3 separate regions of the Mus musculus genome follow, and all the other regions are linked to region 3. A link is a loop called in an ENCODE intact Hi-C map of the cell type or tissue named here. Cell type or tissue: heart. All regions are shown on one strand. Region 1 holds the start of Mkrn2 (makorin, ring finger protein, 2). Region 2 overlaps Mkrn2 (makorin, ring finger protein, 2). Region 3 holds the start of Raf1 (v-raf-leukemia viral oncogene 1).

What was found. Peaks named below come from ENCODE experiments on the same cell type or tissue, not always from the same donor. Only the 100,000 strongest peaks of a DNase experiment are listed, where the experiment ranks them.
Region 1: a loop joins it to region 3, with 4 times the contacts of the local background. A loop is called at or near these places in 12 of 42 quality-filtered maps.
Region 2: it touches region 3 in a loop (1.9-fold over the local background); 13 of 42 quality-filtered maps call a loop at or near these places.

Annotation. Positions count from the first base shown.
Region 1 is chr6:115,599,471-115,603,470 of GRCm38, reverse strand. Mkrn2 (makorin, ring finger protein, 2) reads right to left here and starts at 1,533. Exons shown (of 8, transcript NM_023290.3): 1 at 1,458-1,533. The coding sequence starts at 1,483. In heart, CTCF peaks have their summits at 1,939 (motif pointing right) and 2,545 (motif pointing left); a DNase peak (open chromatin) is centred at 1,470; H3K4me3 peaks cover 1,588 bases; H3K27ac peaks cover 1,251 bases.
Region 2 is chr6:115,616,558-115,620,557 of GRCm38, reverse strand. It overlaps Mkrn2 (makorin, ring finger protein, 2), which reads right to left. Exons shown (of 8, transcript NM_023290.3): 7 at 3,116-3,260; 8 at 1,888-2,964. The coding sequence ends at 2,827. It overlaps Raf1 (v-raf-leukemia viral oncogene 1), which reads left to right. Exons shown (of 17, transcript NM_029780.4): 14 at 231-349; 15 at 642-773; 16 at 865-999; 17 at 1,149-1,989. The coding sequence ends at 1,292. Among named protein-coding and RNA genes, the nearest start is that of Mkrn2, 17 kb to the right of the region's middle. In heart, a CTCF peak has its summit at 1,646 (motif pointing right); a DNase peak (open chromatin) is centred at 627.
Region 3 is chr6:115,674,779-115,678,778 of GRCm38, reverse strand. It overlaps Raf1 (v-raf-leukemia viral oncogene 1), which reads left to right and starts at 2,144. Exons shown (of 17, transcript NM_029780.4): 1 at 2,144-2,543. D830050J10Rik (RIKEN cDNA D830050J10 gene) reads right to left here and starts at 2,811. Exons shown (of 1, transcript NR_152134.1): 1 at 412-2,811. In heart, CTCF peaks have their summits at 1,829 and 2,608; DNase peaks (open chromatin) are centred at 2,138 and 2,788; H3K4me3 peaks cover 2,788 bases; H3K27ac peaks cover 2,644 bases.

The sequences.
Region 1 (4,000 bases), 75 kb after region 3:
CTGCAAGCACTGTTACAGGACTGCCGAAAAGTTCCCATTGCTGTGATAAATCACCAGGACCTAAAGCGACTTTGGGAGGAGAGCTTAGACTTGTAGGTATCTTCTACTTAAGTGTCTTACTCCATCACTATGGGAGGCCAGTGCAGGACTCCAGGCAGGAGCTAATGCAGAAGCAAGGAGAGTGCTGTTGACTGGCTTGACCCTCTTGGCTTGCTCAGCCTTTCTTACTGCACCCAGGACCACTAGCCCAGAGGTGGCACCACCCACAGTGAGCTGGGTCCTCCCACATCAGTTATCAACCAAGAGGTTCCCTCTTCCCAAATGATGATGTCTCATGTCAACTTTGTCAAGTTAACACAAAACTAGCATATGCATACACACAGACACACACAGACATACACAAACTGCAGTTTTCTGATTACTACTTAACATAAACCACCTGGGACCTTGGTACATGGTTCAACCCTTAATATCTTAAGTCGAACAGAACTCTTCATAAAGGTATTAGTTCTAGGAGTCTGCACTAATGAGAAATAACAAGGTCATTAAATGCTTACCACATATCCAAACTACATCTCAATTTCTTAATTTACTGAAACCAACTAAAGTCTGTATAAGCCGAGGCTCCTTTAATCCAAAAAGCTTGGGCTCAGGAGAGTCTTTAATTTTTTTTGTACTTTACAGTATTTTCATGTACATAAGGTCTTGGGGATAGTACAAGAGTCTAAACACAGAATTCATCATTTCACATATGCTTATACACATACCCTGAAAAAGTTCTCTGTGTAGCCTTTGCTGTCCTGGACTCCCTCTATAGACCAGGCTGGCTTCAACTAACTGAGATCCACCTGCCTCTGCCTCCCAGTGCTGGGATTAAAGGCGTGCGCCACCACCGCCCGCCTTCTATTTAGGTATCTTAAGAGTATTGGATTTTGGAGCCTTTTGAAATTTGGGTTTCCACAGTCGGGATTCTCACAAGCCTTACTTCCCAAGCTGCACCTCCTGAGCATGCAAACTCACAGGACTAGACCCCAATGACAGCCACAAGCTCGTCACCAAGTTAGTACGTTGCTACTCAACCCAACTATTTTTGTTTCAAAATAGTAGTCACGGAATAGTTTTCTGCTTTCCACTTCGTCTAACAAGCCGCCTTTCTGTTCCTAAATGGGTGTCGCTTTACCTCTGGTGGCCTCGGTTTCCTGCATCTCGAAATGGGACTCTTCGGAGGCTCAGTGGTGATGCTGGATAAGAAATGCGACCTGCCCGTGTTTCCCCGCAATCGCCCTCGCTCACTCTCTGCAAGTCGCGGTTGCAGCAGCTCTTGCCGCTCTAGCCTCTATGCGGCCTTCCTGCGCGTTATCCGCGCTGTCCGCCCCCCGCCACCGCCCGCCTCGGCCCCTCGCCTCCCTCCCTGGCTGCCCCGCAGCGCCCAAGGCCCAGAGGGGCCGCGCACTCACCTGCAGGTGACCTGCTTGGTGCTCATGGCGGCGGGGCCACGGGCTGGAGTCGCACTGAAACCTCAGAGCCGCCAGCGCCGTGGCCCAGCCCGGCCCCGCCCCGCCCTTCCCCGCCCCGCCCCGCCCCCCGCGGAGTCGCGTCACTCCTGCGCGCGCCACCCTCGTTCGTGCGCTACTTCTAAGGTGCCGCCCGGAAACCTAACCACCATCACAATGGGTTCCGCCAGGGCCTGGAGCCGGAAGGTCCCTACTCCTTAGTAGTCCGGATCCCAACTTTCTGAGGCTAAGGGTCTGAGCATGTCTAGTATACTGAATTTACCAATCATCTGCGAGGCCCTTACTTCTAGGGTTCGGCCCCCATCTCTCAAGGCAGTCTTTTAAGATGATGATGATGATGATTGATGATGTTAATGATGATAAAAGTAATTTTACTATTTATCTTTATTTTATGATATGAGTGTTTTTGCCTGCATGTGTGGCTGTACACCAAGTGGAATGCAGTGCTGGTGCAAGCCAGAAGAGGGAGTTAGATCACCTGAAACTGGAGTTGCAGACGATTGTGAGTTACCATGTCGGTGCTGGGAACTGAACCCTGGTCCCCAACTAAACAGCCAGTGCTCCTAACCACTGAGCCATCCTCTAGTAAGAATTTTTATTTATTTATTTATTTTTGGATAATTTCATACATGTGTACAATGTATTTGATTATATCCACACCAAATATCCTCTCCCCGTACTGATCTTTTTGTGTACATACATACATACATACATACATGCATACATACATACATACGTACATAACTCAAGGCAGGAATCTGGAGGCAGACACTGAAGCAGTATGTACATATATATAATTTGGATTTTTGCAAACTACAGTTGTGTTATCAGCTTTGAAAAAGTGTCTCCTGGTTTATTGTGTTGAGTTGGCATTGTATAGAAATGAACAGCAGGGGGCTGGAGAGATGGCTCAACGGTTAAGAGCACTGACTGCTCTTCTGAAGATCCTGAGTTCAAATCCCAGCAACCACATGGTGGCTCACAACCAGCCGAAATGAGATCATGAGATCTGGTGCCCTCTTCTGGTGTGTCTGAAAACAGCAACAGTGTACTTACATATAATAAATAAATTTAAAAAAGAAGAAGAAGAAAAAATGAACAGCATAGTACTCTGGAAACATTATGGGTATTCTTTTCATTTTATAGAGGTGGTACACTGTAAAAACAGGTAAGGACTTCTGAATGCTCAGCTCTAAATAGAACATGTGTGCCAATACCCTGACCTTGCTAGCAAGGCTCTGAGAATATCATGGAAGGGGGAGAAAGAATGTAAAAGCTGGAGGGTTGGGAGAGTGCCATGGAATGCTGTCTCCCGACATGACATAGCTTTAGACTTAGGAACACTCAGTAGCTGTGGCTACCTACAAAAGATCTGCAGAAGACTGTGCCCACGGCCAATTGTGGTAGTGCATGCCTGTGATGGTTTGTATGTGCTTGCCCAGAGAATGGCACTATTTGAAGGTGTGGCCCTGTTAGAGTAGGTGTGTTAGTGTGAGTGTGGGCATTAAGATCCTCATCCTAGCTGCCTGGAAGTGAGTCTCCCACTAGCAGCCTTAAGACAAAGATGCAGAGCCGGGCGTGGTGGCTCACGCCTTTAATCCCAGCACTCAGGAGGCAGAGGCAGGTGGATTTCTGAGTTCGAGGCTAGCCTGGTCTACAAAGTGAGTTCCAGGACAGCCAGGGCTATACAGAGAAACCCTGTCTCAAAAAAAAAAAAAAAAAAAAAGACAAAGATGTAGAACTCTCAGCTCTACCTGCACCATGCCTGCCTGGATGCTGCCATGTTCCTGCCTTGATGATAATGGACTGAACTTCTGAACCTGTAAGCCAGCCCCAATTAAATGTTGTCCTTTATAAAACTTGTATTGGTCATGGTGTCTATTCACAGCAGTAAAACCCTGTGCTAGGCCTGACCATGCTTTTGTTTGGAAGAATATAGATTTGGGGACTTTGGATTTGGAAAGCAGTGGAATGCTTTAAAAAGGGATTAGTGGGTTATCCTAGCAGGAATACGGAAGACTTTGTTACTGAGAGTGATTTGAATTGTGCTGACCTGGCCCAAGAGGTTTCAGGGGAGAATTTCAGTTTGTGGGCTAGAGACTGTTTTTGTGGTATTTTTGGTGAAGAATATGCTCTTGTCTGAAGAGTCTGCCTGAGGCTAAAGTGAAGAGACACAGATTGATTGCATTGACAAAGGAAGCCTCAGAAAAGCCCATCATAGACTTTGTTTTCTGGTTAAGCCTCATGAAGAGCATTTTAAACAAGTGCAGCCAGCTGATAATGGAAAAATATAAAAATATATGGTTTGAGTATTAAAGGGGCACCAGGAAGTGAAATGGAGCTGAAGGATATTAAATTGAATTTAGGGGGTGGTGACTTTGTGGCAAGATCCCACCCAGCTAAATTTAGATCCAGTAGCAGAAGCCTTTAATCCCAGGAGGCAAAGACAAGCAGATCTCTGAGTTCAAGGCCAGCCTAGAACAGAG
Region 2 (4,000 bases), 58 kb after region 3:
AAATTGCCTGTTACCTAGCAGTAAGCTGACAGAAGTCACAATGTAGACCAGTTGGGTGGTAAACCTGAGTACCAAATGTAGGCAGAGGGGATAAGCAGTGTGGGGCCCTGTAATTGAGTGTGCGCATGCCATCGTTCCCTGTCTCCTGAAAGATTTAGTAGTGAAGTGAAGGAGGCCAGAAGCACTGTTATAAACAGTATAAACTGTCAGTCTCCTTAACAAGCATCGAGATATATTTCTCCATGAAGGCCTCACGGTGAAAATTGGAGATTTTGGTTTGGCAACAGTGAAGTCACGCTGGAGTGGTTCTCAGCAGGTTGAACAGCCCACTGGCTCTGTGCTGTGGATGGTGAGGAAGCTGGCCCCACACAACATGATGGAATTACTGGGCCAGAGTAGGGTGCAAAATTTGACAGCATTTCTGCACAGCCATGGGGGTCTGGTTGATCTGTGGTGTCAGTTAGCTTAAGGCAAAACCGCATATCCTGGCAAAGCAACAGAGGCCAGCGCCTGTGGGGTTTTGTGGGAGGAGCTACCCTGGGCTAAGGACTTGAACTTCCTTCCTGACTAGTTAAAATAGCCTGGTTCCTCAATGTCTCTGGAGGTCATTCCCTAGGGATTAACACACTTCATCCTTACAGGCCCCAGAAGTAATCCGGATGCAGGATGACAACCCGTTCAGCTTCCAGTCCGACGTGTACTCGTACGGCATCGTGCTGTACGAGCTGATGGCTGGGGAGCTTCCCTACGCCCACATCAACAACCGAGACCAGGTGATCTGCATGGCCGGGCGACACAGTGAGGGGCTACTTAGTCCTGGGACTCTCCTTCACAGACTCCTTTGTTCAACTGTTTCTTCTTTAGATCATCTTCATGGTAGGCCGTGGGTATGCATCCCCTGATCTCAGCAGGCTCTACAAGAACTGCCCCAAGGCAATGAAGAGGTTGGTGGCTGACTGTGTGAAGAAAGTCAAAGAAGAGAGACCTTTGTTTCCCCAGGTTAGAGAGCTCAGTTGAAATATAACATTCTAAGGATGTAAATGTGGGCCAGGATTGGGTCGGTGGAGAGAGGACCTCCACAAGCTCTTGGTATGGTTGGGGAGATACCAAGTTTCCAACTAATGAGACCACGTGGGGCCTTGTTTCAGATCCTGTCTTCCATCGAGCTGCTTCAGCACTCTCTGCCGAAAATCAACAGGAGCGCCTCTGAGCCTTCCCTGCATCGGGCAGCTCACACTGAGGACATCAATGCTTGCACGCTGACTACATCCCCAAGGCTACCAGTCTTCTAGCTGATGATGTAGCTGTTCTTAGGCCACCAGGGGACGAAGAAGAGTCAGCAGGCACCACTTTCTGTTTCCTTGGGGGCAGAATGCATGTTTTTGGAAAAGCTGCTGCTGCTAAGGACCTAGACTACTCACAGGGCCTTAACTTCATATTGCCTTCTTTTCTACCCCTCCTGCCCTGGAAATGGAAGCTGTCCACCAAGAAAGCCTGCTCAGCTCCAGAGGTATACAAGTCAGCTGAGTATTTGTAGGGCAAGTGGCCTTGGAGAAGGTAGGGCACTCCGGCTGCTGCAGGGACATGCAATTGGGAACTTGGCTCCTTGAGCCTATATGGACAGTGGTGCAGTGCCAGTTTTGCACATGGAGTCCTGGCCACCTGGGGGAGCCTGCTTTGGTACTACAGAACTTTGTGGACAAACTGTGTCTAAGGTGTCCTGTGTGGATGGCTTTCCAAGCGCGGTGCTCCACCTTTGGCAGCCTCCCACGTGCTGAATCTGTCTTCCAGGAGCTGCCCCTATGGGGTGGGCCGCGGCCCAACCCTATCTGTAGCCACATCCTTGTCTGTAAGAAAGCCAGGAATACAGGTTTTCTTAATGATTTTGGGTTTTAATTTTGTTTTTATTGAGCCAATACAGTTGGTTCCTTATGTTATTTTAATAAAATAAATTAAATTTAGGTTTAATGGCTACTGACTCCTTCAAAACTTGCAGTGCAGTTTCTTGTGCAGACAGAACTCAAGGAGCCCCCTCTGCAGTTCATGAACAACCAAGTGAAAAGCACACAGGTAATAACAGGTTTTCTTATAAAAATAAATTCAGGTTCAGGACAAATTTGCTCTTTCTTGCCCCCAGTTCTTAGACAGAGGAGTGACTGCTCCTGTTTACCACAAAAACAAGTGTGGAGCCTACTACTTTATAGGGGAGAACAAGCAATCTGTGAGTCCTGTGTCTTGTGCTCTTAGTACAAGGGGAGGGTAAGATGGAGTCTCCCTGGAGATCTTCACAACTGCACACACCTGTGACTTGAGACACTGGAAGGAACTCAATAGCCACCCTCACAGCTGTAAAAGTCTACACTATGGTACAGCAGCACCAATATGGCCAAATGTGTTCTCACTACACAGCTGCATCAATTCCAAGGCTCGACAACTCTATTAGAGATGATCACTGCAGAGGAGCCTTCTACAGGGCTGGCGATGTCTTGGCAAGGAAAAAAAAAAAAAACCAGATCTGCTGCAAGTTTACTGTTGCTTAAGGAAGAAAGTCACAAAAGAAAGATGGCAGTCAGGTTTCATTTAAAAGCACTCAATTAAAACAGCTGGACCACATAGCTGGTCCCGGAGAAAGGGGTTGGAGGTACAACTGAGAGCTCAACTCTAAATGTAGTGATTCTGTGGACGTGGTGATCTCCCTTCCCTTCCCAGGGGGACTCACTACTGCACTCACATCCCAGTACCACGTCACCTCGGGTCGGTGACAGATGCGTCCACACCGTGCCTTGGAAAGTTGACTGCAGAGCCAAATGAAGGCGTCAGCACTGACTAGGGTTCTGATGATTCTACTCCAGAAAGGTGCATGAAGAGGTCTCCTAGCTCTGTCACATCCACATCGTCAGTGCTGGGGACTTGCCGGGTTTCTCGGTTCTCGATAAAATCCCAAAGCCGAACTGAGTTAAAGAACTGCAAAAACAGCCAACAAGCACCCCTGGGTCAATGGAGATAGCAGCAGACGATGAGTGCCAGCTTGTATTTTGCTTATGCTGACTCCTGTTCTGCTGCCAAAGCTACTAGGAGCCTGGGCAGTAAGCACCCAGGAATGCCCACTACTTACCCTCACAGTGCCTTCAGAGCTTAGCTGCTTCCGAGGTTTCTCTGGCTCTGCCAGCCGCCCATCAGGGTAAGCATGACGGTAAAGGCACTTGCTTCCAAAGGGGCAGGTCCCCTTGCCTTGTTCAAAGTATTTGCATGCCTTCTTCCTGAAAAACACAAAATCAGAGGCTGATGGAAAAATGGAATTAAGCGTGACTACTGTGTTCTGGCTACATTACCTCTTTTCCACTGGGGAAGCCTTGCTGGAGAAGTGAGGTGGCCTGTTGACCTCACAGTTGGTACTCTGATTCTCAAGCTAGGCAAAGCTGCTGGGATGCACTGTGTGGAGGCGGCAGTGCTTAGGAGCAGGGCGCCCCACCCCCACCCCATCCCTGAGCTCCAGTGCTGCACTAGGGCTGAGTGAGGCTTGGATAACTCCAGCATGCCGAGGTCTGAAGCTGGTTCACTTGCTCTGCTCAGGTCTCCAAAGCAAGTGAGTTAGTTTCCTTTCCTCCTGGTCAGGAATCCTGTCAGCCTGGGAAAGCAGGTCTTAGCAGATGCCTAAAGTGACAGATACCTTCTACTGTTTAGAACCTAGCTTAACTCTTTACTCTGCCCCTGGCTCTTCTCTGTTGTGTGGAATCTTTTTTTTCTTATGGTCTGGACAGTAAACTCTCAGCTCTCCAAGGGGCCCTTCATGAGCTTCTGAACTGCCTTCTCATTGGGTATGGTGGCACAGACCTTGGAAAGCAGAGACAGAAGGTCCCCGAGTTTGAGGCTAGTGTAGTCTACAGATACTCCAGCCAGGGCTAGACCCTGTATCAAAAACAAACCTTGTCTTCCCTCCTTTTTCTCCTCCAGTCCTACCTATCTGCCCACCAAAGTCACAAGCTCCAGTTTGGCTACC
Region 3 (4,000 bases):
ATTAAAAAAACACAGATATTTACACAACCATTCATAACAGTAGCCAAATTACAGTTATGAGATAGCCACAAAACTAATTTTATGATCGGGGTCACCACAACATGAACTGTTTTAAATGGTCACAGCCTTTGGAAGGTTGAGAACCACTGCTGCAGCATCGCCTAGGAGACACACTTCTGGGTGTGTCTTTGAGGGAGCGTCTAGATTGGGTTGTTATCAGAAGACCCATTCTAAAAGTGACACTAATCCATAGGCAGAGGGTCTCAGACAGGAAAAGGGAACACAAAGGAGCAGTGAGCTAAGACCTGAGTCTCTGTCCTGACCATGGGGAGACACAACCATCAGCCTCCATCTCCTGCCATCATGGCTTTCCCACCATGATGGACTGCGTCCTTCAACTGTCAGCCAAAATAAGAAGCCCTTCCTTTCTTTTATTATTATGATTTAATCTATTTATGTGTATCTGTGTACTATGTGTCTGGTACACAGAGATCAGGAAAGGGCATTTGATCCTCTGCACCTGGAGTTATGAGTGGTTGTGACTACCATGTGGGTGTTGAGAATTGAACCTAAGTCCTCTGCAAGAGCAGCTGGTGCCCTAACCACTACCCAGTGGTTAGCCATTCCCCTTTGGGCCTACCTCCCCCCCCCTTTTTTTTAACCCTGCATTTGTCCATTATCTTGTCACAGAAACCAGAAAAGTAACCAATACAAAAGCCAAAAGATGGAAAGAACCTAAATTTCCATGGTTATCCTAGACAGAAAATCTGGTGTAAACTTCTGATGAAATAGTTTAGCTCTAAAGAGGAGTGAAGTATTAGCACACATGTGTTACAGATGAACTCGGAAACAGGCTAAGTGAAAAGACTTAAATCATAAAGGGCCCCATACTTTATAAGTATCCACGCACACAAGATAATCTAGAAGTCAGGTCTGTAGTAGCAAAATGAGTATTGGTGGTTGCTCTGGGTGGGAGCTAGTGAGAAACTAAACTGCTTAGTGGGTAATTTTATTTCAGAGTAATGGAAATGTTTTGGAACCAAAGTTGTGGTTACACAATACTGTGAACGCACTAAATGCCAAAAGATGTTTACTTATAAATGGTTACTTAAAAAAAACAAAAAAAAACTTGTCTGTGTATTTGTAAATGCGGTTGCAGGTTGCGCACGTAGCACCGGGTTCGAATGGAGGTCAGAGGATAACTTTCAGGAGCCTGTTCTCTCTTCCATCAGGTTTTACTCTGCACACTTTTTACTCTCTGAGTCACCTTGCGGGTCCCCAAATGGCTACTTGGAAAATACTTACACAGAGGTAGGAGAACCAGAGTCTGAGGCCAGCCTCAAATTAAGAGGGAATCTGGCACATGCTTTTAATCCCAGCACTCAAGAGGCAGAGGCAGAGCGATCTCTTTGAGCTCGAGGCCAGCCTGGTTTACAAAGTGAGTTCCAGGACAGACAGGGCTGTTAGACAAAGAAACCCTGTCTCGAAAAACCACAATAAATAAATAAAATTGAGAACCTATTTCAAAGAGGGGAAAAAAAAAAAAAAGCACAATTGACAATACACATTGCCCTCCAGGTGTCTATTCCACGGGGGCTGTACGAAGACGCACAACAGGCTTCAGTTTACGGTGGGCCATATTGTCGCATCAATTTTAATTTTTTTTTCTTTTTTGAGACAGGGTCTCATGCAGCTCATATGACCGTGAACTCCCGACCCTCTTGCCCTCACTTTCCAAGCGCTGGCATTACAGGTGTGCAACACCATACTTTTAGTTTTTGGTCAACTTGGTGTACTACAGCGAACACTCCATCTACAAATGAGGAACCTGAGGTTTCACATAGCATGAGGGCTTTCCCACAAAACCCCTAGGCCGCCATTCTCCACGGATGTCAACTTCGGAGAGGAAGCACCAGAGCTGGAGCCCTGTGCCGTGTGTCACCAGGCGCGTCTGGCCCGCTGAGGGCCTCGCGGGTGGCCGGACCGCGGCTGCAGCCCAATACCACTGGCCTCCAACCAGAAACAGTCACTCTGCTACCACGGAGTCAACCCCGAAATGGCGGCCGCAGGACCGCGAGGCCACGCCCCCGGAGGCGGGGCCACATTCCAGGCTCGAGCGATAGATCCCCGAGCCGAGTTTTAAGCGGACTGCCGAGCCCAGGAGCTCGCGCAGAGGCAGTGAGCCCGGCGGCGCCGCAGGTCGTGGAGACGAGTGTCGAGCGCAGGGCTAGCTCGCCCGGGATAGCCTGAGAGCGTCTTCTTCGCGGGTGCTGGTGCCGCCATCTTGGATGGCGGGAGTTAGAGCCGAGCGGACTTGAGGCGGGAAGGCTTCTCTGTTGTTCTCCGCAGGCCCTCGGACGGGCCAGCTGGCCGAGCTTTGGGGCGCGTGCCCTGAGGCGCGGGGCGCTAGTGCAGCGATGCGGGGCCTCCCCGGGGCCCCGTCCCCCGGGCTGGGGACACGCCGAATGTGACCGCAACCAACGCGTTCTCTCAACCACCGCTGCCGCTGCACGACGGGACCCGGCACTGCCCGGCTCCCTCAGGTAGGCCACAGGGCTGACGGTGCGACCGTGGGGCGCAGGGTCGGCCAGGCCGCTGTCATCCTGGTGGCGGGCCGGGCGCGGGCCGGGTGTCATGGCCGGCGAGCCAGTTTCCACACCCCTGCTCAGATTTCCCAGTGTTTCTCGGAAACGTGCCAGCGCCACTCCGGTGCCCAGCGAGCATTCCTCATATTTTGGCAATGGGGGAAAAAAAATCCTCCCAGAGCTGCCCAGTGACTGTGTTGTCACTGGGATGGGCTCGTTCTTTTTTCTCTCGGGCTGCAGAAGTGGGGGGAGCCCGGCCTTGCACCTCCTCTCGGGCTGCTTCGCTTAAGTGACACCCTTTTAGGGAAGACAAGAGGAATCGGGGAAGGCAGCGAGAGAAACCGGTCAGGGTCCCGCCTCAAAGGCTTGCGACCTCGCCTGGGGCTTCCAAATGGGTGGCCCGGGATGCTCGCGATCGGGAGCCAGGCTGCCTTTTGTGTGAAGCGACAACCTCCCAGGCTTTTGCAGAGCCGGTGCATGGATGCAGAGTTGGGACACAAACGAGGTGACCGTGTTCATTCATTGTTCTCTCTCCAGGGCCCAGGGTGTGCCTCTGGTTTTCATTCTTTGTTAGGAGGGACAGTCGAATCTCTTCTTTCCCGGTTGAGACGTAACTGGGTCCTGGGGAATGGGCCAGGTCTGTGTATAGAAGTGGGGAATGAATTCAGGGCACGTCTGAATGCCTGCAATGCGTCCTGTGGGGTCGTTGGAGACTCAGCTCCTGGGGCGTGAAAACAACCGGAGGTGATAAGGCTTGTTTTCCCAAGTGTTCTTGGGATTTAGAACAGTTAGGTGCAGAGTCGAGAAGCCCTGAGGTTCCTTGCTTGCTTCTGCGCGGAGTTTGAAGGACTGTTCCGCCAGGTGAGGCAGAGGGGAGGACATTGTCGGCGGAGGGAACAGCTGGCACCAAGGCTCAGAGGCATAGCCTGCGGGAGTTGGGATGATTTGGGGGAGCAGCTAGTAAATGTGGGGTGCAGGAAGACAGACGTCAGGGTTCAAAAGGAAAAATTGATCGCTTGTGAAGGGTCTGTGTGATGGATAGTAATGAACTAGTTCATTTATTAATTAACTTCATGTTGTGAATGTTTAGTTCTTGCTGGTTACTGCTTTGCTCCCCTCCCGCTATGGTAGTGAACAAAATTTACCTTGTTAAGTCTTGCTAACCAGTTTTGGTAATTGATAGAAAATGTTTTGTGCTTGCTTGATCACTGGTTCCTATTTGGAGATACTCTTGCAGCTATTTCTAAGGTTAACACATTCCCCAAACAGACAGAAATTGGCAGATTATAGAAAGCACCTGAAGAAGTGTAGCATGAAAGTATTTTTAATTAACCCTATTTATGTAGTAGACTCTTTTCTTTGGACAGAGTCCCCAGGTTGCAGCTTTGTTAAGACGTCTGCAGCCCTGTGAACAT